Linked DNA regions of Homo sapiens: regions 1, 2 and 3 are each linked to region 4. Evidence: read pairs that join two places in POLR2A ChIA-PET (ENCODE). Cell type or tissue: MCF 10A. All regions are shown on one strand. Each heading gives the region's core, and the rest is flanking DNA. Links, peaks and the distances in the headings are about the cores only.

What was found. ChIA-PET counts read pairs that join two places held together with the same protein. Peaks named below come from ENCODE experiments on the same cell type or tissue, not always from the same donor. Only the 100,000 strongest peaks of a DNase experiment are listed, where the experiment ranks them.
Region 1: POLR2A ChIA-PET joins it to region 4 with 7 read pairs; 5 of 35 experiments call an interaction of 5 or more read pairs at or near these places.
Region 2: POLR2A ChIA-PET joins it to region 4 with 5 read pairs; 2 of 35 experiments call an interaction of 5 or more read pairs at or near these places.
Region 3: POLR2A ChIA-PET joins it to region 4 with 8 read pairs; 5 of 35 experiments call an interaction of 5 or more read pairs at or near these places.

The regions. Positions count from the first base shown.
Region 1 is chr10:114,168,401-114,173,201 of GRCh38, reverse strand. All of the region lies in intron 1 of CCDC186 (coiled-coil domain containing 186), which reads left to right. Among named protein-coding and RNA genes, the nearest start is that of MIR2110, 3.4 kb to the left of the region's middle. In MCF 10A, for the core only: no CTCF peak of the experiment used is centred there; no DNase peak of the experiment used is centred there.
Region 2 is chr10:114,124,476-114,129,276 of GRCh38, reverse strand. CCDC186 (coiled-coil domain containing 186) reads left to right here. Exons shown (of 16, transcript NM_018017.4): 14 at 1,606-1,816; 15 at 3,172-3,391; 16 at 4,051-4,801. The coding sequence ends at 4,134. Among named protein-coding and RNA genes, the nearest start is that of MIR2110, 47 kb to the left of the region's middle. In MCF 10A, for the core only: no CTCF peak of the experiment used is centred there; no DNase peak of the experiment used is centred there.
Region 3 is chr10:114,156,953-114,161,753 of GRCh38, reverse strand. CCDC186 (coiled-coil domain containing 186) reads left to right here. Exons shown (of 16, transcript NM_018017.4): 3 at 4,074-4,200. Among named protein-coding and RNA genes, the nearest start is that of MIR2110, 15 kb to the left of the region's middle. In MCF 10A, for the core only: no CTCF peak of the experiment used is centred there; no DNase peak of the experiment used is centred there.
Region 4 is chr10:114,243,127-114,247,927 of GRCh38, reverse strand. The region is part of intron 1 of VWA2 (von Willebrand factor A domain containing 2); the gene reads right to left. It also overlaps the pseudogene AURKAP2. Among named protein-coding and RNA genes, the nearest start is that of VWA2, 6.3 kb to the right of the region's middle. In MCF 10A, for the core only: no CTCF peak of the experiment used is centred there; a DNase peak (open chromatin) is centred at 2,327.

The DNA.
Region 1 (4,801 bases), core at 314-4,313, 75 kb after region 4:
ATCTTGTTACCTGTGGAAATCAGAAGAGAGAATATAGTAAAAATACGCAGTACAGTCCCAGGTACTTGGCCGTTTTCTCTGCATGTGTGTCATGTTCCTTTGATGCCCAGCTTTTTTTTCTTCCAAAACGATAGGCCGGGTGTTGTCTTCTAAGGTGTTCAGTAAATCAGGGTTTCAAGAGGTGTGCTGGTAGTCATTCAGAAGAAATTAATCTGCTATTATCTATTTAGGTATGCTAGTTGTGGGTGTGGCTTTCCCAACTATCAAGTACACCTTAATATTTACCGAGTGTTCATCTCGTGGGAAGGATTCAGGTTCAAGAGAGATTGATAGTGAAACTGAACTATCTCTGTGTGTAATGTACACTGTTCCCTGTGTAACTTCAATTCTTTATCCAACATTACACAAATAAAAAACAGTAATGATTGGCTAGGTTCATTTTTCTCTTTTATTTCTGGTCTTTTCATGTTATTTTTAATGCAGTGAAGATATTAGATCACGAATCTTGCAGTATTAAGAATTAAAACTTTTTACAGCATAATAGGCAAACGTATGATTACTGAAGATTCTCCCTGGAAATGCATGGATTGTGTTTGTTTTTTAAAGGCCCTGTTAAATTCAGAATAACTGCATATAAACTTAAGGTTTCTTTAAACAGTGGAGATTCCATAGTGTGTCATTGGCTTTTGAGTCCTATTTATTGCTAACGGAAAGGGTTGGCTGGTGTGTATCACAGTGACCACTCTAACCTTTTAGTTCTTTCACCCATAAAGTAGAGTTGTCCTTTAATGCTATGCAGTGACAGCATAGCTAATGATTGCTTAGTATGTTCAGTTTAGAAACATCTATTTGCAGCTTTATGCTGACATCACAGAGTGAAGATAAAAGCATTGCAGTATACTGACTCCAGGAAGAGACAGTAGGTTGAAGCACAAAGCAGCTTTATTTGGAGATTTAGAAAATAATCTTTCCCTTTGAAGAAGGACTGGTAATCTGCACTAGTTTCTCAAATTCATGCAACAGTTTCGTGTTAAAGTAAGAATCCTTACCCTGAAATTTTTTTTCTTTTAGTAAAACTTAGGTTTTTCTTTTATCTCTACCTTAAAATAACTAAAGCTGGTTTTTCAATTTCTCATAAACATATCACTGAGTTTACAGTATTGCAAATGTTATACTTAGTATTCATTTTAGGGGCAGCAGTGAGATCATAGATAATTTAATCTATTGTTTCAAACTGCTTTGAACTTTCTTAGCTACTGAGATTTAAAAAATGTATTTGGGCTAAAAAGTAAGAAAAAGGAAAAATACTGAGATGAAGGGACAGTAGACACAAAGTGGAAATCAGCACCAGCATAGTTTTGATTGGATTGTGAGTGTATTTCTTATTAACATTTGTCTATCATTAAGACACTTGAACTGATAATTGTGGGATTATGTAGACTATGTAATGTCTACCGCACTTACTACATAATCCCACGGTAGACTATCAGTTCATGTTTTTAATAAAGTAGAGCATACCAAATTAACCAACTCTGGCCAAAGGTGTCTTCAAAATTTAAACATTAACCCAAACTTTTTAATGTAATGCAGGCTTATAACTTGAAAAAAAATTTTTTTTAAAGATACTAGGCTTCATTTTGTTTAGTTTTTTGAGACAAGATCTCAATCTGTCACCCAGGCTGGAGTATAGTGGTATGATCATAATTCACTGTAGCCTTGAACTCCTGGTCTCAAGCAATCCTCCTGCCTTAGCCTCCTGAGTAGCTAGGACAACAGGCACAGGCCACCATACTAATCTTTTTAATTAAAAATTATATATTATTATTTTTTATAGACCAGGTCTTGCTATGTTTCCCAGGCTGTTCTCTTAATTCCTGGCCTCATTTGATCCTCCCATCTAGGCCTCCCAAAGTGCTGGGATTACAGGTGTGAGCCACCTGTAAAGGAAGGCCTGAGAGCCTTCCTTTTTGAAAAAGGAACTATAGGTCAGATTTTTTTTTACCTACTTTATTCCTTTTCAGATTTGGAGGAAAATTAGCTGATAATACTTTTCATGTTTTCTTAGACTCATTAAAGTGCAAGTGCAATCTTCAAATTAGATTTCTGTATTAGTAGGAAGTCATTTCTGATAACTTTCTGCTTTAGTATTTTAAAGTATTTATAGGAGACATGTAAAATTACCGAGCTGATATGACATATATGGTGTAACTTGATAAGGTGAACTATGATGTGGCCACTGACCCTCTTTTTCATGGAATTTTGATGGACCATAATTTCTCTTTGTCCTGTTATCCTATCACAGGATTTGGTACTATTTGGGAGTTGGTGGAGGGTGGGGGGGTCTTGCCGCATCTATTGCTCAAGTCTTTTTTTTTAAACATCTTTGTGTGTGTGTGTGTGATATAATGCACATATCATAAAGTTCTTGCCCTGAGTCTGGATTGTAAAGCTAAACATACCCCCACAGGGATAAATAACCTTGGTCTCATAAAACAAACTTTTCAAACTGGTGAACTAAAGGAAACTTTTTTATTCTAATGCTGTTTCACTTAAACTCAGTATATTACAGTTAAATTTGTGCCAACCATGGTGGCTCACATCTGTAATCACAGCACTTTTGGGGGGTTGAGGTGAGAAGATTGCTTGATGCCAGTAGTTTGAGATCACCCTGGGCAACATAGCAAGACTCCATCTCTACAAAACATTTTTAAAAATTAGCTGGGTTTGGCGGCATGTACCTGTAGTCCCAGCTTCTTAGGAGGCTGAGGTGGGAGGATCAGTTGAGCCCAGGAATTTGAGGCTGCAAGTGACCTCTGACTGCACTCCAACCTGGGTGACAGAAAAAGACCCTGTTTCTAATAGTTTCTAATAATAAAAAGTTAGCTTTTACCCAAAAGCTTAATAGGATGTGACTACTTTAAAAATTATTTCTTTTTGTAGAACTTATTTACAGTTTTTTTTTTGAAATAGCCCTCTCAGTTTTTATCTTTTAAAAGCAGAATTTGATCTGCATAAATTCACCTTGTATGAAACTTAAGTGTCAGGTATTTTCATCATGTGAAACAACATTTTCATGTTTCATACACAAGTTCTTTTCCATCCTATTATTCTGTTTTTAAAAAGCTAAGTTAAAAATATTATCTGGGTATGGTGGCATGCACCTGTAGTCTTATCTACTTGGGAGGCTTAAGTGGGATGATTGCTTGAGCCCAGAAGTTTGAAGCTGCAGTGACCTATGATTGAGCCACTGCATTCCAGCCTGAATGACAGAATGAGACCCTGTTTCTACACATAAATAAATAAGTAGGTAGCTAGCTTTATCCAGAAAGTATCTTTTAAAGTTAATTATTTATCAAAAGTCAGTTATTTGGGGGTTGTGAGCAGGTTACATTGAACTGTGTGGATGCGTTTTTGATTTGATTTTACTTCTGACATTAATTACAATATCAATCTTGATAGAACTAGTCAGAAAGATGTTATTCTTTTGTTTATGCTGCTTTCAAGGTGTTTTTGGAGAATACAAACTCTTTTGATGTAGGTACTTTTCCTACAAAGGACAATAAACCATTATATTGAAGAACAGGAGTGGTCTCAAGTTCAGTTTGCTTAATGGATATTACTTGAGAAGTGTACAACTGGTATTATTTAAGAATGGTATGGGCTGGGCGCAGGGGCTCATGCCTGTAATCCCAGCACTTTGGGAGGCTGAGGCTGGTGGATTGCTTGAGGTCAGGAGTTCCAGAGAGCCTGGCCAACATGGTGAAACCCCATCTTTACTAAAAATACAAAAATTAGCTGGGTGTGATGGCACAACCCTGTAATCCCAGCTACTTGGGAGGCTGAGCGGGAGAATCGCTGGAACCCAGGAGGCAGAGGTTGCAGTGAGCTAAGATGGCACCACTGCATTCCAGCCTGGGTGACAGAGTGAGACTCCATTTTTAAGAAAAAAAAAAAAAAAAAAAAAAAAGAATGGTACTACAGTTTATAATTTAAAAATTTATAGTCTGTGAATGAAGCCAAATTTCTCTTAATATACTTAAAACACTTCTGCATTTCTTACTTAGCTTCTGATGGAGCCCTGGCAAACCTTAAAGTTAAAATACTGTAACATTAAATACTGTAGAATTCATAATACTGTAGTGTTTATTGGCAGTAAAACACGAAGAATAAAATGAGGATTTCTGTTTTATTCACTGCCATGTTCCCAACACCTAGAATACATATTAATAGATGCTCAATATGTATTTGGTAAAAATGAACATCTAGTTTGGAAATGTATCTCTTAGTACCTTTGCATGAGACTAGTTTGTTTGATAACCTGTTACTGAATATCTGTGAGTTTGTAATCGCCTGACAGGTTCTTGCCTGCTGCACAGATAGAGGCAGTTTACTGAGACAGCAGTATTGCAATAGAGAAAGTTTTAAGAAATGCAGAGGCAGCCAAGTAGTAGTAAGAAGTTAATTACTCAAACCAATCTCCCTGAAAATTAGGAGACTAGGGTTTTTTAAGGATAATTTGGTGGGCAGGGGGCTAGGGAATGGGGAATGCTGATTGGTTGGGTCGGGGATGACTCATAAGGGGTTGAGGCTGTCTTCTTGTGCCAAGTCACAAGACCAGTCGAGCCAGTTTAGTGGTCCAGGTGGCAGGCATCAGCTGGTCCATCAAAATGCAGGGTCTGAAAAATACCTTGAACCAATCTTAGATTTTACAATAGTGATGTTATATATAGGGGCAATATTTGCAGTTTATCAAACCTAAATTTTTTGTTGTTTATACTGCTAATTAGAAAAACAGGAAATG
Region 2 (4,801 bases), core at 542-4,541, 120 kb after region 4:
GTGGTGTGACTTTGGCTCCCTGCAGCCTCAATCACAATCTTCCCACCTCAGCCTCTCAAGTAACCGGAACTATAGGCACTTGCCACCACGCCTAGCTAATGTTTATTTTTTGTTTTTATGTTTTTGTTTTGTTTTTTGTATAGACAAGATCTCACTATGTTGCCCAGGCTGATCTTGAACTCCTGGCTTCAAGTGATCCTCCCACCTTGGCCTCCCAGAGTTCTGGGATGACAGGCTTGAGCCTCCGCGCCCAGCCCCTTCTTTTTTCTAGCCTGCTGCTGCTTTATTCTGTGCAACAGCTTCCTCTTCCGTTTTTTAAAATTGAAATTTACGTTAATTCATACAAAGAGATTTGGTGTACAGTGGTCTCTCTCTTTTTCTTTTAACACCCAAGAACAAATGAAGATGTCATCATTGTGTATCAGATTTTTACATATATGTGCACATGTATATATTTTTACATCTTTTAGTTTTTCTCATGATATACCTATGTCCTAAAGTAAAAATGGGTAGAGTCTATAAAATTATGATTGAACCCATTGTGAAAATGATAATTAGCAAAATATCAGTGTTTGTGTCTTTTTTTGGAATGCCAAGAACCATGCTAAGCACTTGAAACATACCATTTACCCTGCAAAAAATTCATGTGAGGTAGGTATTATAATTCCCATTTTACAGATAAGGAAACCAAGATTCAGAGAGGCTGCATGATTCACCCAAAATCCACAGTGAGAACTCTTTGACTCCACAGTCCTTGCTTGGCAGTACACTATATTGCCTCCCAGAGGTTGCACATTAGGAGAAAACCATCATCAGTTGTTACAATAGTGGGAAAAAATGTGTAGTAGAAAGAACATGGATTTGAAATTATAGACATGTATTTAGATCCCAGCTCTGCCATTTATTCATTATATAACTTTGGATAAGATATATTACTTAAAGCTATAAAATCGGATTGGAAAAAACTAATCTTTGTAGGGTAAAGAGGATCAGATTCTTCTCATTGATGTTGGTAAAAGTAATACCTAACACTACATAATGCTTACTATATGCCTTTTTCTAAGCATTTCACATGTATTCATTTAAATGAGGATAACAATCCTGTGAGGTAAATAATATCATTTATGCCATTTTAAGATGACATAACCAAGGCACAGAAAATTAAATACCTTGTCCAAAGTCACACAGTTAGTAAGTAGAGGAGTAGTATTTGAACCTAGACAGGCTGTCCTCAGAGCTTAACCCACTATATTCTAACCTCTCTTTTTCTGTCTCCTCTCATACCTCTGTTCCTCTCCTCCCTTCCTCCTCCTCTCTGCTTTGTTCTGTTATAGTTTAATTTTGGTCTCACTTTAGACTTGTTATTCTTTTTGAGATCCTTGTTGCTCTATTACCACTTCCTGAGAGATACAGTATAGACCCTGTTGGTACTTCTGTCACCAGTATATTCAGAAACCAGAACCTCAGCCACGTTGACCTGTGTTGTCTTCTGTGTCCAACTCTGTTAGAGTGAATATTTGAAATGATGCTGGAATAAGTAATATATGAGATGAGAGGTGATGTTAGATTAAGCACAGTATCTAAACCAATTTTTTTTGTCTTCAGGGTCCCTGAATGCTCGAAGCAGTGCAGAAGATCGATCTCCAGAAAATACTGGGTCCTCAGTAGCTGTGGATAACTTTCCACAAGTAGATAAGGCCATGTTGATTGAGAGAATAGTTAGGCTGCAAAAAGCACATGCCCGGAAAAATGAAAAGATAGAATTTATGGAGGACCACATCAAACAACTGGTGGAAGAAATTAGGAAAAAAACAAAGTATGTATTATTACGGTAGCATGATCGGTCTTCAAAATACCGTTACTCATATAGCAAAGTTACTGTTTTTAAAATTAGTCATATCAAGAACCTATCTTTCAAAAAATAATTATAGTTATTCAGTTCCCAGTCTTTTATGGTCACCTATTATGTTCTAGGTTTTGTGAATACTAAGATGAAATAAAACACGTCTTTCCTTTAAGGTGATAGAGAGTTCAGTCAGTGTTAATATTTTTAAGATACTTAAACAACTTTAGATTTTAAAAAGATAATGCTTTACTTAGCTTTTTATTTTCATGACTGTGGCTCTAAGAGGTATATATGGGGTTGTGGATTTTTTTTCCTGTTGGGTAGGATGTAGTGGGATAATTTATTGAGTACCTAGTAGTACAAGGCGCTGTGCCTGTGGCTTGGCGGTATCTCATTGATTGCTTACAACCACTCAGTGCGTGAGTTCTCTAATTTTGCAGATAAGTGGGGCTCAGGTCACATCACTAAATGTTCCAGGGTCACCGTTCATCCCCTGTGTGACAGACCTAGAGCTGGAGATCCAAACCCAGCTCTGAGTAACTCAGGAGTGCTGCGCCAAATTCCTCTCACAAATTCTGTTTTATGTAAATAAAAGTTTTTTTATATTGTGGGCCTTTTCCAATGACTTTTTAATTTTTATTTTGAAATAATTTTAGACTTATAGGAAAGTTTGCCTGTGACTTTTAAAAGAAAGAGCATAAAGTACAGCAAGTTGTAAGTCTAATAAGAGGAAAACAGAAAATATTAACAGAAATTGAGCAATAAAGAAATTGCTCAGCTAGGTATGGTGTCTCACACCTGTAATCCCAGCACTTTGGGAGGCCGGAGGCCGAGGCAGGAGGATTGCTTGAGGCTAGGAGGTCAACCAGCCTGAGCAACATAGCAAGACCCCATCTCAAAAAAAAAATTATTCAGGCATGGTGGTACATGTCTGTGGTCCTAGCTGCTCAGAAGGCTGAGGCAGGAGGATCGCTTGAGCCGATGCAGTGGAGGCTGCAGCGAGCTATGTTTGTGTCACTGCACTCCAGCCTGGGTGACAAAATGAGACCTTATCTCTTTAAAAACAAACAAAAAAGCTCAACTTTTGATTAATAAGGAAAGAAATAGAAAAGCAATGTTTATATGTCTTTACTCCGAATGCTACAATAGAACAAAAATGAGATAGTTTAAGAAACCATCTGAATAAGGAGAATTCTTTTCTAATATAGTTAGGTTATTAACCTAATATTTATTTTATGCTTATCTTTATGATTAGTTGACTTTTGCAGATTCCATTTTTTTTAATTCTACAAGTACACAACTGATACTATCATTTTGTTTTGCAGAATAATTCAAAGTTATATTTTACGAGAAGAATCAGGCACACTTTCTTCAGAGGCATCTGATTTTAACAAAGTTCATTTAAGTAGACGGGGTGGCATCATGGCATCTTTATATACATCCCATCCAGCTGACAATGGATTAACATTGGAGCTCTCTTTGGAAATCAACCGAAAATTACAGGCTGTTTTGGAGGATACGTTACTAAAAAATATTACTTTGAAGGTATTTGTGTTTCTCATTCACACACCAACCAGTAAACATGGCAAAATGATGCCTGTTTCACAGTCTGATCTAGCAATCAGCTGGGCTGTTTCTGTAATGCAAGGCAGTCATTTTACCCAAAGATGAAGTTTCGTGATTTTCTCTTTTTAAAAAGTATAGTTTTTTATATTAGGAAAGATGAAAAATAGCAAAAATTAATTTTGTATTTGACAGACACTAAGATGTCATTAAATTTGCATTGGATGGGCTTTGACATATAATTAGTTTTGATTGCTAAAATAATTTTTTAAGATTATGACATTTCTGATTTATTTTTCAGCTTTATTTTATTTTTTGCAGTTAATATTTTATTTTTGCTGTGGGTGGGCCTTGAAAATTAGTAGTTAGTTTAAAAATAATTTTAAAATCAGTAATAGTAAGTAATCATTTTATGCATTAAAAATTGCTGTAGCTTCAGTAGAAAGTTTGAGTGTTACTTTGAAATGGACAGGAGTACTTTACTGAAAACAGCTGTGTGTCACTAGTTTATCTGACATAGCATTTAGGACTAACCACTCTTTCATTTCCAAAATTTAGGCAAAAAATAGTTCAAACTGAATTGTTTTATTTATTATACTTTTGTTTTTCTCTTCCCTTTCCCCTCACCCCAATTATTAAAGGAAAATCTACAAACACTTGGAACAGAAATAGAACGTCTTATTAAACACCAGCATGAACTAGAACAGAGGACAAAGAAAACCTAAAACAAGCCTCTTGCTCAGTAAAGAGACAAAAGCCACACAGGAGTAGGTGCCACTGACCTCTATTGTTGGAGACTTTGTTCCACTTTTTGTTTCAGCCAGTAAAAATATTGTTTTGCTTCATCTGTACACAAAAAAATACCCTTTTACAATATGAATGCATTGCTGTATATACTGTAAGACTGAAAGCTTTGATGAAATTTGTTTTTGTATGGTGCAATATGACAGCCTGTCATTGAATCTAAACAACTTAATTTGCTTGTATTCATAAGAAGTGTTGAACATTACAAGGGCTTTTATAAAAAACCCTTTGTTCATATTTCTTCCCTTTAAAATATGTAATGTCAAAAATGACTCACCTTTTAAAAATTATGCATGAAAACAGGTGGTAAACATTCAGTAATACGCTATTTCTCCAACATCAAGACAACTAAAACAAATGATAAAAATGTTTATTTTTACACTCCAGCATATCGGGTGAGTTTTAGGGATGTGTATGAATATTTAAATCTTTTAATTTCAGTTTTAATGAAAGCTGAACTTAATAGGAAAGCTAGCTCTTGGTAACTAGCAATGATCAGGCATTGTTTGCCTCTGTCAGGTTTTCTTATCTGTTTTAGGTACATTTTTTCAGATTCTGATTGTTTGAGTTAATGGTTGAATTTTTAAA
Region 3 (4,801 bases), core at 472-4,471, 86 kb after region 4:
CTACTGTGAACTTGGGTTTGCAAGTATCTCTTCAAGACTCCAAGGCCCTTCTTGATATTACCCCCAAACAAATGCCTGCTGTTGCTATTCATATCCTTACTGTAATACTATATTATGTGAATAAACTGTATGCTTTTGTACTTGAACCATCAGTGCTGCTGCTATTCTTGCATTTTATAGGGTAACTTTCTCATTTTCCTGTAGCCTGTACCTATTCTTTTAGACCTTCCTCTTGAGATTATCTCTGATGCCTCTTCCCACTTTACTGAGATCTAGACTCTTACCATTTTCATACCTCCCTTATAAATTATAAGATGTTATACATTTAATAATAATAGCAGTAAACATGTATATGCTGATAATTAGGTGCCTGGTATATTACATTTATTAGTTCATGGATTCTTCACAAGAACTCTCTGTGACATGTGCTGTTATCCCCATTGTACAGATGAGTTACCTGAAGCGCAGAGAGAGAAAAAGTAACTTGCTCAAGGCCACATGCTAACAAATGCAAAGTTAAAATCTGAGCTTTGTGAGTGGAGCTTTAGAGCTTTTTCAAATACGGTTATTAGAAATGAACCAGTTACAAGGTGTTAAATTTACCTAAAAATATGAGGAATAGGGTAGAAAATTGGTTTCTCTTTTTTGCTTCATCCTGTCAGAACAGTGACAGCACGGGTGAGTGGAATAATCATAATTCTGATGTCTGGTATTTGGAAGATACCCATTGGCATTTGCCAGCTCTGTTGTCTTGGCCAAGTCAACCTCTTTGAGTGAAAGATTTTTCACCTTAGAGTGACAATACTTACCTGATGGAACTGTTTGTGGACATTAGGACATTACACAAATGTCAGATGTTATTTTAAATCAAGGTTAATTTTTGGTTATACACATGATGTTTTTAATTCCAAATAAAATACTTTGTGAGTCAGGTTAACTCTAAAACAACTAAATTTTTTTCTTAACTTTTTTCTTCATCTAATTTTCTATGAAGAAAACTTCCTTTTACTTTCTTTGAAATTTTAATGAATGCATCTATTTCCAAATCTTTGTTTATACATTCCCTCATTTTTCCCCCAGCTTTATTGAAATATAACTGATAAAATTGTATATATTTAAAGAGGTACAATGTGATGATTTGATATACATCGTGAAATGATTACCACAATCAAGTTAGTTACCACATCGGTCACATCACAGTTACCTTTGTGTGTGTGTGGTGAGAACATTTAAGATCTACTGTCTAAACAAATTTCAAGTGTACAATATGATATTATTAACTGTTATCACCATGGAGTATATTAGATCCCCAGAACTTACTCATTTTATAACTGAAAAGTCTGTAGGCTTTGGCCAATATCTCCCCTTTTCCCTCACCCCCTGTGCCCTGGCAAGCACCATTCTTCTCTTTATTTCTGTTCTTTGATTTTTGAACACATCAATATTACTGTCTAAGGTTCCAACCAAATTTTTTTTTTTTTTTTGAGGTGGAGTTGTGCTGTGTCACACAGGCTGGAGTGCAGTGGCGCGACCTCAGCTCACTGCAACCTCTGCCTCCTGGATTCAAGCAATTCTCCTACTTCAGGCTCCCAAGTAGCTGGGACTACAGGTGCCTACCACTACACCCGGCTAATTTTTGTATTTTTAGTAGAGACAGGGTTTTGCCATGTTGGCCAGGCTGGTCTTGAACTCCTGACCTCAAGTGATCTACCTGCCTCAGCCTCCCAAAGTTCTGGGATTACAGGCGTGAGCCACTGCGCCTGGCCCAAAAATTCTTTATTTTATTTTTTTGAGATAGGGTCTTGCTCTCTTGCCCAAGCTGGAGTGTAGTGGGTGTGATCTCAGCTCACTGCAGCGTCAACCTCCTGTGCTCAAGTTGTCCTCCCACCTCAGCATCCCAAGTAGCTTGGACAACAGGTGCGCACCACTAGGCTCAGCTAATACTTTTGTGGTTTTTTTGTTTTAGAGATGGGGTTTCACGATGTTGCCCAGGCTAGTCTGGAACTCCAGAACTCAGGCTATCCACCCACACTGGCCTCCCAAAGTGCCAGGATTACAGGCATGCACCACTGTGCCTAGCCTAAAATTCTTTTTTTTTTTTTTTTTTTTTTTTGAGACGGAGTCTCGCTCTGTCACTGAGCTAGAGTGCAGTGGCGGATCTTGGCTCACTGCCACCTCCGCTTCCCAGGTTCAAGCGATTTTCCTGCCTCAGCCTCCTGAGTAGCTGGGACTACAGGCACGCCCTACCACACCCAGCTAATTTTTGTATTTTTAGTAGAGACGGGGTTTCACCATGTTTGCCAGGGTGGTCTCGGTCTCTTGACCTCATGATCCACCCGCCTCCACCTCCCAAAGTGCTGGGACCAAAATTCTTAATTAAGAACAGTTGTCTGTATATAGAATATGCATTTGGCACATAAGTAACAAATTGAGTGTTTACTGCTTTTCACTTCCCCCTCCCTTTGTTGTTCACTTGTGAACTATAGGCAGGACTCTTGTGTCTCAAGTAGTTTTCTGTAGCAATTGAGTATGCCTCACATAAATGATCTAAGTTAAACCACTGTGTCATAAAAGGCTTGAATAAACATGCATATATTTGCCTTTTTTCCAAACATTTGTATGATTGTTTCCTCACTGATTCCTAGGCTCAGCTGTCACCTTCTCAGAGAGGCCTATCTAGACTACTTATCTAAAATAGCAGCTCAAGTCACTCTCTGGCTTTTCGCTCTCCTTTATTTTTCTTAATAGGATTTAATCACCAGCTGACATTTTATTATATATCTAGGGTCCATTTTTATTTTATCCCCTAGAATGTAAGTTCCACGAGGGCAGGGACTATTTGCTGACATATTTCCCACATAAAATAGATGCTGAGTAAGTACTGGTTGAGTTAATGAGTGATCTTCAAAGTAGAAGGTGGAAAGGCCTGGGGCTTTGGAAGTATACCTGGATCCAAAACAAAATTGAAAGTTCAACTGCTTACTAGCTGTGTGACCTGGAACAAGTCTTAGGCTTCAGTTTTGTTTTGCTGTTAATATTTTTATTTTATTTTTAGAGACAAAGGTCTTATTCTGTTGCCCAGGCAGGAGTGCAGTGGAGCTCACTGCAGCCTGGAACTCCTGGGATCAAGTGCTTTTCCTGGGACTCCTGGCATGAGCCATCATGCCTAACTAGTTTTTTTTTTTTTTAATTCGTAAAACAGAAGTGATGGTAATGATAATAATTTCATAGACTTATTTTGAATACTAAATGAAATAATACACTTTTTTAAATTAAAAAAGCTAAATTTAGCCAATAGCAAGTGTGCAATAAATGTTAGGTTACAGCTATTGCTAATTAGTCCTAGAGTACTTGCTGTTAGCTTTCTTAGGCATCTTACATTTCTAAGCACTTTGCAGGCAGTTTTTGAGACTTTATTTCTGTTTTTCTAGGGGAATTCAAGATGATATTTCTGCTTAGATTTTATTTTGCTGTTTTACATTGACTGTACATTATAACTATTAGACTATCATTAAAATATTTTTAAAATCTGAAGCAAGACTTTTCAACTTTAGCAGTATCGCCACTTGGGGCCAGATTCTTTGTTGTTGTTGGAGTTGTCTTGTGCATTGTAGGATGTTTAGCAGCATCCCTGGCCTCCATCCACTAGATGCCAGTAGCAGCCCCTACCCTTGTTAGGACAACCAAAAATGTCTTCAGACAAATGCCTGGAAGGGCAAAATTGCCCGTGGCTGAGAACCACTTATTTGAAGAGTGCCAGTGCTGACAGGATTGGTGCATAATTGAGATACCTGAAGGTATAAATCTGGAAGGGTGTGCTTTTCATTCATATGATTCTATTTTGATTTGAAATATTCATATTTCTAGGGAAAAGTTAATAGCCTAATGGGCCAGAGAATCTTTTGCAAAGTATTATGTTTCACTATAAAATGATTATTTAGGAATGTTAATTTATTAACATAATGAATAATTATAGATATCTGTACCCTGATCTGTAAAGAAATTATATTCCACATATTATTTTATCTCCATTTTAAATTATGTTTTACATACACTGCCCTTTTTATATTTAGGTTAATTAAAGAAAATAAGAAGCATCAGGAGCTCTTCGTAGACATTTGTTCAGAAAAAGACAATTTAAGAGAAGAACTAAAGAAAAGAACAGAAACTGAGAAGCAGCATATGAACACAATTAAACAGGTAAAAAAGACAAAAATCTTCGAAGACTATACTTCAATTAATAAAATAAATACATTCCTGGCAGCCGATTGTGGCAGCTCATGCCTGTAATCGTAGCACTTTGGGAGGCCAAGGTGGGCGGATTACTTGAGCCCAGGAGTTTGAGACCAGCCTGGGCAACATGGTGAAACCCTGTCTCTACAAAAAAAAAAAAAAATAGAAAATTAGCTGCATATGGTAGCATGCGCCTGTAATCTCAGCTACTAAGGAGGCTGAGGTGGGTGGATCACTGGAGCCGGGGAGATTGAGGCAGCAGTGAGCTGAGATCGTGCCACTGTACTCCAGCCTGGGTGAGAGAGTGAGACCTTGTCTCAAAAAAAAAAAAAAAAAAAAAAATTCTGAAAACTTGCATGTAGGTTGGAGTTCTATAAGGTAAATCATATTTTAAATGCAGAGAATTGCATGGCATTTAAACCATTCTCCTTTACAAAGTAGGACTCATAGCCTGATGTATTTCCTTTTATGTAAGTTTATTCTTATGCATGTGACTCCTGTACTGCATGTAGTAGAACATACTCTGTTATGTTCAAAATAAGCAAAAAGACGATTTGAGTTGACAGTC
Region 4 (4,801 bases), core at 215-4,214:
AAAAAAACTTCACCACCCATGCAGGAGCCACACCTGCCCCATGGTGGCAGAGAGCCTACATGAACCCAGGGGCCCTCATCCTCATCCTGGTGCCCTGTGACCTTGGGAGAGGCTGTGGTTCCTCCCTTACAAAGTGAAGAGAAGGGCCCTGATGTGGCTAAGCTGTTTTATGGTTTTAAAAGTCCCATTGGACTCCTGCCTCCATCATGGACCTATGATGTTTGGACCTCAAGATACATCCAGCTCCGTTTTGTTTTTTTTTTTGACATAGTTATTTGCATATTTAAAGTTTACACACATGCCATGACTCCAGTGTTTTTTAAAAAATAAGCCCTTCGCGGTGGCTCTTGTCTGTAATCCCAGCACTTTGGGAGGCCGAGGCAGGTGGATCACCTGAGTTCAGGAGTTCACGACCAGCCTGGCCAACACGGTGAAACAGTGTCTCTACTGAAAATACAAAAAATTAGCCAGACATGGTGGTGGGCACCTATAATTCCAGCTACTCAGGAGGCTGAGGCAGGAGAATCACTTGAACCTGGGATGCAGAGGTTGCAAGTCCCTAAATGGAGGTAGAGCATGTGTTCCTATTTTATACACTCTCATATGGGAGATAAGTGGTTAAAGATGACTAGAAACCCAACCAGGCCTACCGGGGTGCTGGACAGACACAGAGCATTTCTAAGGGAATGCCACCAGAGAACAAATACAAATCTGTACAGAAATCTTTTTTTTTTTTTTCACACTTAAAAAGAATCACATCCTCATTCCAACAGCTTTACTAGGCTTGGCCAACCCAATAAGTGACACACTCACTCAGGTACTGGGAAGGTTATTGCACAGCTCCTTAACCGATCGAGTCAGGGCAAAGTGGTCACTTTCCCCACAGCCACACTCTGGATTTGTCTCCTGGGAAGAAACCATGCCTGGCCCAGGCTGAGGGGGCAGCTGCAGCGGAACCTTGCCTCCAGATTACGAACCAGTATAAGTAGCACAATTCTTGTGGCTACTTTCACTTCAGAGTGTCATGTTTATTGATGTGGAGCTTTCTGAATAGGGAGGTTCAGGCATTGCCAGGTGCTCAGTAAAACAAATATTTCTTGTAGCGCTCTAGATTGAGGGCAGCAGTCAATGGTAAAATAAATTTTAGTAGCATGTTCCTGAAAGGTTATACAGCAGCCCTGGTTCAAGGATTTCTCCCCCTGCACGATTCCTAAGACTGTTTGCTAGTTGATTCTTTGTTTTGGGAATTTAATGGTTTTGATGAATTTGCTGTGATCCAGGGGTGTTCAAGTACTTCTCTGAGCATTGGCCTCTGGCTGGGATTATGCTTCAACAGTCTTAAAATGAGGTCCTGGGTCCCTCTGTTACAGTCAGGGAATGTGAATTCAACCCATGATACTCGTTTTTTTTTTTTTTTTTTTTGAGATGGAGTTTCTTTCACTCTTGTTGCCCAGGCTGGAATGCAATGGCATGGTCTTGGCTCACTGCTACCTCTGCCTCCCGGGTTCAAGCGATTCTCCTGTCTCAGCCTTCTGAGTAGCTGGGATTACAGGCATGCGCCACCACGCCCAGCTAATTTTTGTATTTTTAGTAGAGACGGGGTTTCACCATGTTGATCAGGCTGGTCTTGAACTCCTGACCTCAGGTGATACGACCGCCTCGGCCTCCCGAAGTGCTGGGATTACAGGCGTGAGCCACCATGCCCAGCCCAACCCGTGATATTCTTTTGTAGGTCTCTTGGTGTACGTTTGCCTCAAAAGGAGGCTTCCCAACTAAAAATTCATAGCAAAGAACACCAAGGCTCCAGAGATCTACCTTCTCACCATGCATCTGACCTCCAATCATCTTGGGCGGGGGGCGGGGGCAGGTAGTCCAGGGTGCCACAGAGAGTGGTCCTCCTGGAGGATGGAGCATGTACTGACCACCCAATATTCTCAGACTGTGTGGTTATTTCCATGATGCCACCAGATTCTACCTAATTCTAAAATATGCACCACTTGGAACTGTCTATAGAGCTCCTTGGATTTCAAAGCAGTCCTAAAACAAACTATTATAAAACAAATGTCCCTGCCAGCTGAGAGTCTTCGTGCAGGGTCTTCCTGCTTCAAATGACTAAGAGGCTCAAGTCTTCTCCTGATCTAAGTGAAAATCAGACACCTAACATGGCAAGAGCCAGTATGTCAGGAGCTCTACAGACACGATCAAAGGGAGAAAGGTGGTGAGAAGGATACTGGCCTGCAGCACATACTTCCTGCTAGCTTCCAGCCCTGTGCATGCCAGCAAGAAAGACTCATTTTCCCCTAAGGACATTTTTTTTTTCCCTCTTACTCCACACCACAGAGGCAGAACAAGCCCCCACCTGCCGCCTGTGAGTCAGGCAATGGCGAGGCATTGAGGATGCGGTGAAGAGCTTCTCAATGCTGTCTCTATTCCTTAGGTTCAGGACGATTTTACGGAGTTACAGCTTCTGACCCTGGGCACTGGCAGGAGACTGAGGCTCAGGCCTGTTAATTATTTATAAAACAAGGATTCTGGCAGCCACCTCCCCAGGCTGCTGTGAGGATAAAGTGGAAGGAAGTACAGAAGGTTCCTGCCACATAGGAAGGCACCCAGTAAACACAGTCCCCTTCCCTCCGTGCTATGAGACCAACTTAAGCAGCTTGATCTCGATCCACTATGTGCCTCTGCTTGCCCAGCTGCATGTTTTTCCAGAGGCGCCCAAGTTTCTGCTCATTAAAATAGAATGTATGTTGGCAATCTGCAAATGCACACAGGATGTCAAATGCCTTCTCCTAGCTGTTTGGATCAATCAGACGGTGTTGGCTCTGCAACTTCTGCAGCACCTCCCTCCCCTGTCCCCCTCAATACAATCCCTACTGTCACACAGCCCACGCTGAAACTGCCCAGTGATACGTTTGTCTTGACTGCCAGGCGGCAAATGCCTGAGACTACAGACTATCTAGTCTCTGCTGGAGCTCCAGAGACCTGCATGTGCCTGATGTATAGTAGGGGAGGTCCTTGCTTGCTAGATAAACAAAGCACCAGAATACCTCCTGTGGGAGGGCTAGAGGGACCCTTTCAGGGCATCATTGCACTCACTGTGTTCACTGCATTCTTTTTTATACCAAGATTAATGAAATGAACGCTATTGCGATGATGTTGAAGTATTGTTTGCACTCTATTCCCATCCAGTCATCTCGAATAGGCAGCTCATTCCCCTCTCATATCAAAATTTTCCTACAATACTAATTTGACCTCCAAAATACAGCCCTACACCTGGAAAGCTTTTTTTTTAAAGGGTGAATTCCACAATAAAAATCAACAGCTACTACCATGTAATGAGCATTTCTTATGTGCCTGCCACAAGACACACAGGCTCCGCCCTTCATGTCTTCTCTCCTAATCCTCGCAGCCAGCCAGGGAGGGTGTACTATTCCCATTTCACAGGTGAGGAAGCTGAGACATGGAGAAGTGAAGTGTTCTGCCCCAGCTTACACAGCTAATCAGTGGATCAGATTCCATTCTGGCCTCCTAGCGTCACCTTCCCGGTTCTGGGGGAAGCTGCCACAGGATGTTCAACAAGGGAGAGGTGTTGGGGCTGCCGGTAAGAGGTGACACTCTGGCAGAAGTCCAGGCTCCAGAAAACAGGCTATGAACTAGAGGCAGTTCAGAAGCACAGAAGCATAATTTAAAAAATCTGCCACCCTGAATCCTGCACGTTGGCAATTTCTCCCCCAGCTAATACCTGCCAGCAGCTCTCACACTCCATCCGGCACAAGATGAGATTTACCAGGGCCCTCTGGCTTCCTACAAAGTAGTTGGGAGTGATCTGCAAGCCAGGGGCTGGAACAGACCACCCATTCTCAGGTATGCCTCACCAAGCCTTTTCCGTTACACCTCGCTCATCACCTTGTTCCCTTCTGTTCCATTACTCATGCTAATCCCACTTGTTATTCCTGGCTTCTGGAGTTCTCATCCATGGATGTAGATGCTCTCCACGCCCCTGATCTCCTCAACAGAGTGTGGCCTTCGGATCCTGGTTCCCACGCAGCACCAGCTGCACTTGGGACAGCAGGCATGTGAAGTCTGCTGCAGGATGCCACAAAAATTTCCACTGTGCACTACCCAGGAATTACATTTTCCGTGACACAGGAAGAAATAAAAGCCAAAACAAAGCTACTTTTTAAAAAAAGAAGAGCCGGATTGGGGATCGCTGAAGGCAGTTTTGCAGGATAATGTCTGCCTTCTCTACCATCGGAAATGAAATGAGTGTAGGGAAAAAGAGGAAACCATTTCTACCTCCTTACAAAATGCAATTCCAACCCCAAATAGATTAGCCGTTGGCAGCCTCCTCCAAATCAGCAGGATGGAAATCTGAGCCCTTTACCAGAACAGTACACACCTGAATGGGAAGACTAAAATCAGAGGTAAAAATATCCGGTGGGGAAGTCCTTGCTGGAACAATCATCTTCCTTGTAACCTTTGGTAAAATATTTGGCTCAGGCTCAGAGTGTCAACGGAGGTAGATGACACATTTCTAGTTTGATATGGCAGAGAGAGCATTTAAAAAGCTGCCTGGGGAAAGTCACGCTCCCCCTAAAATAATTAGTAAATTTTCAGAACCCAGTGGCCTAACAACCAAAAGTCCGCACCAAGAAATAAGCAACATGCCATTTGTGAACTCCCTGGAGGGTTAGGGAGAAAAGCTGGGAAGATGGGCATAGATCACAAGCCCTCCCATACTTTCTGCATCTGCAGACACATTTTTAGCCAGAAGAGAGTTCATGTTTGTTTTGATGGA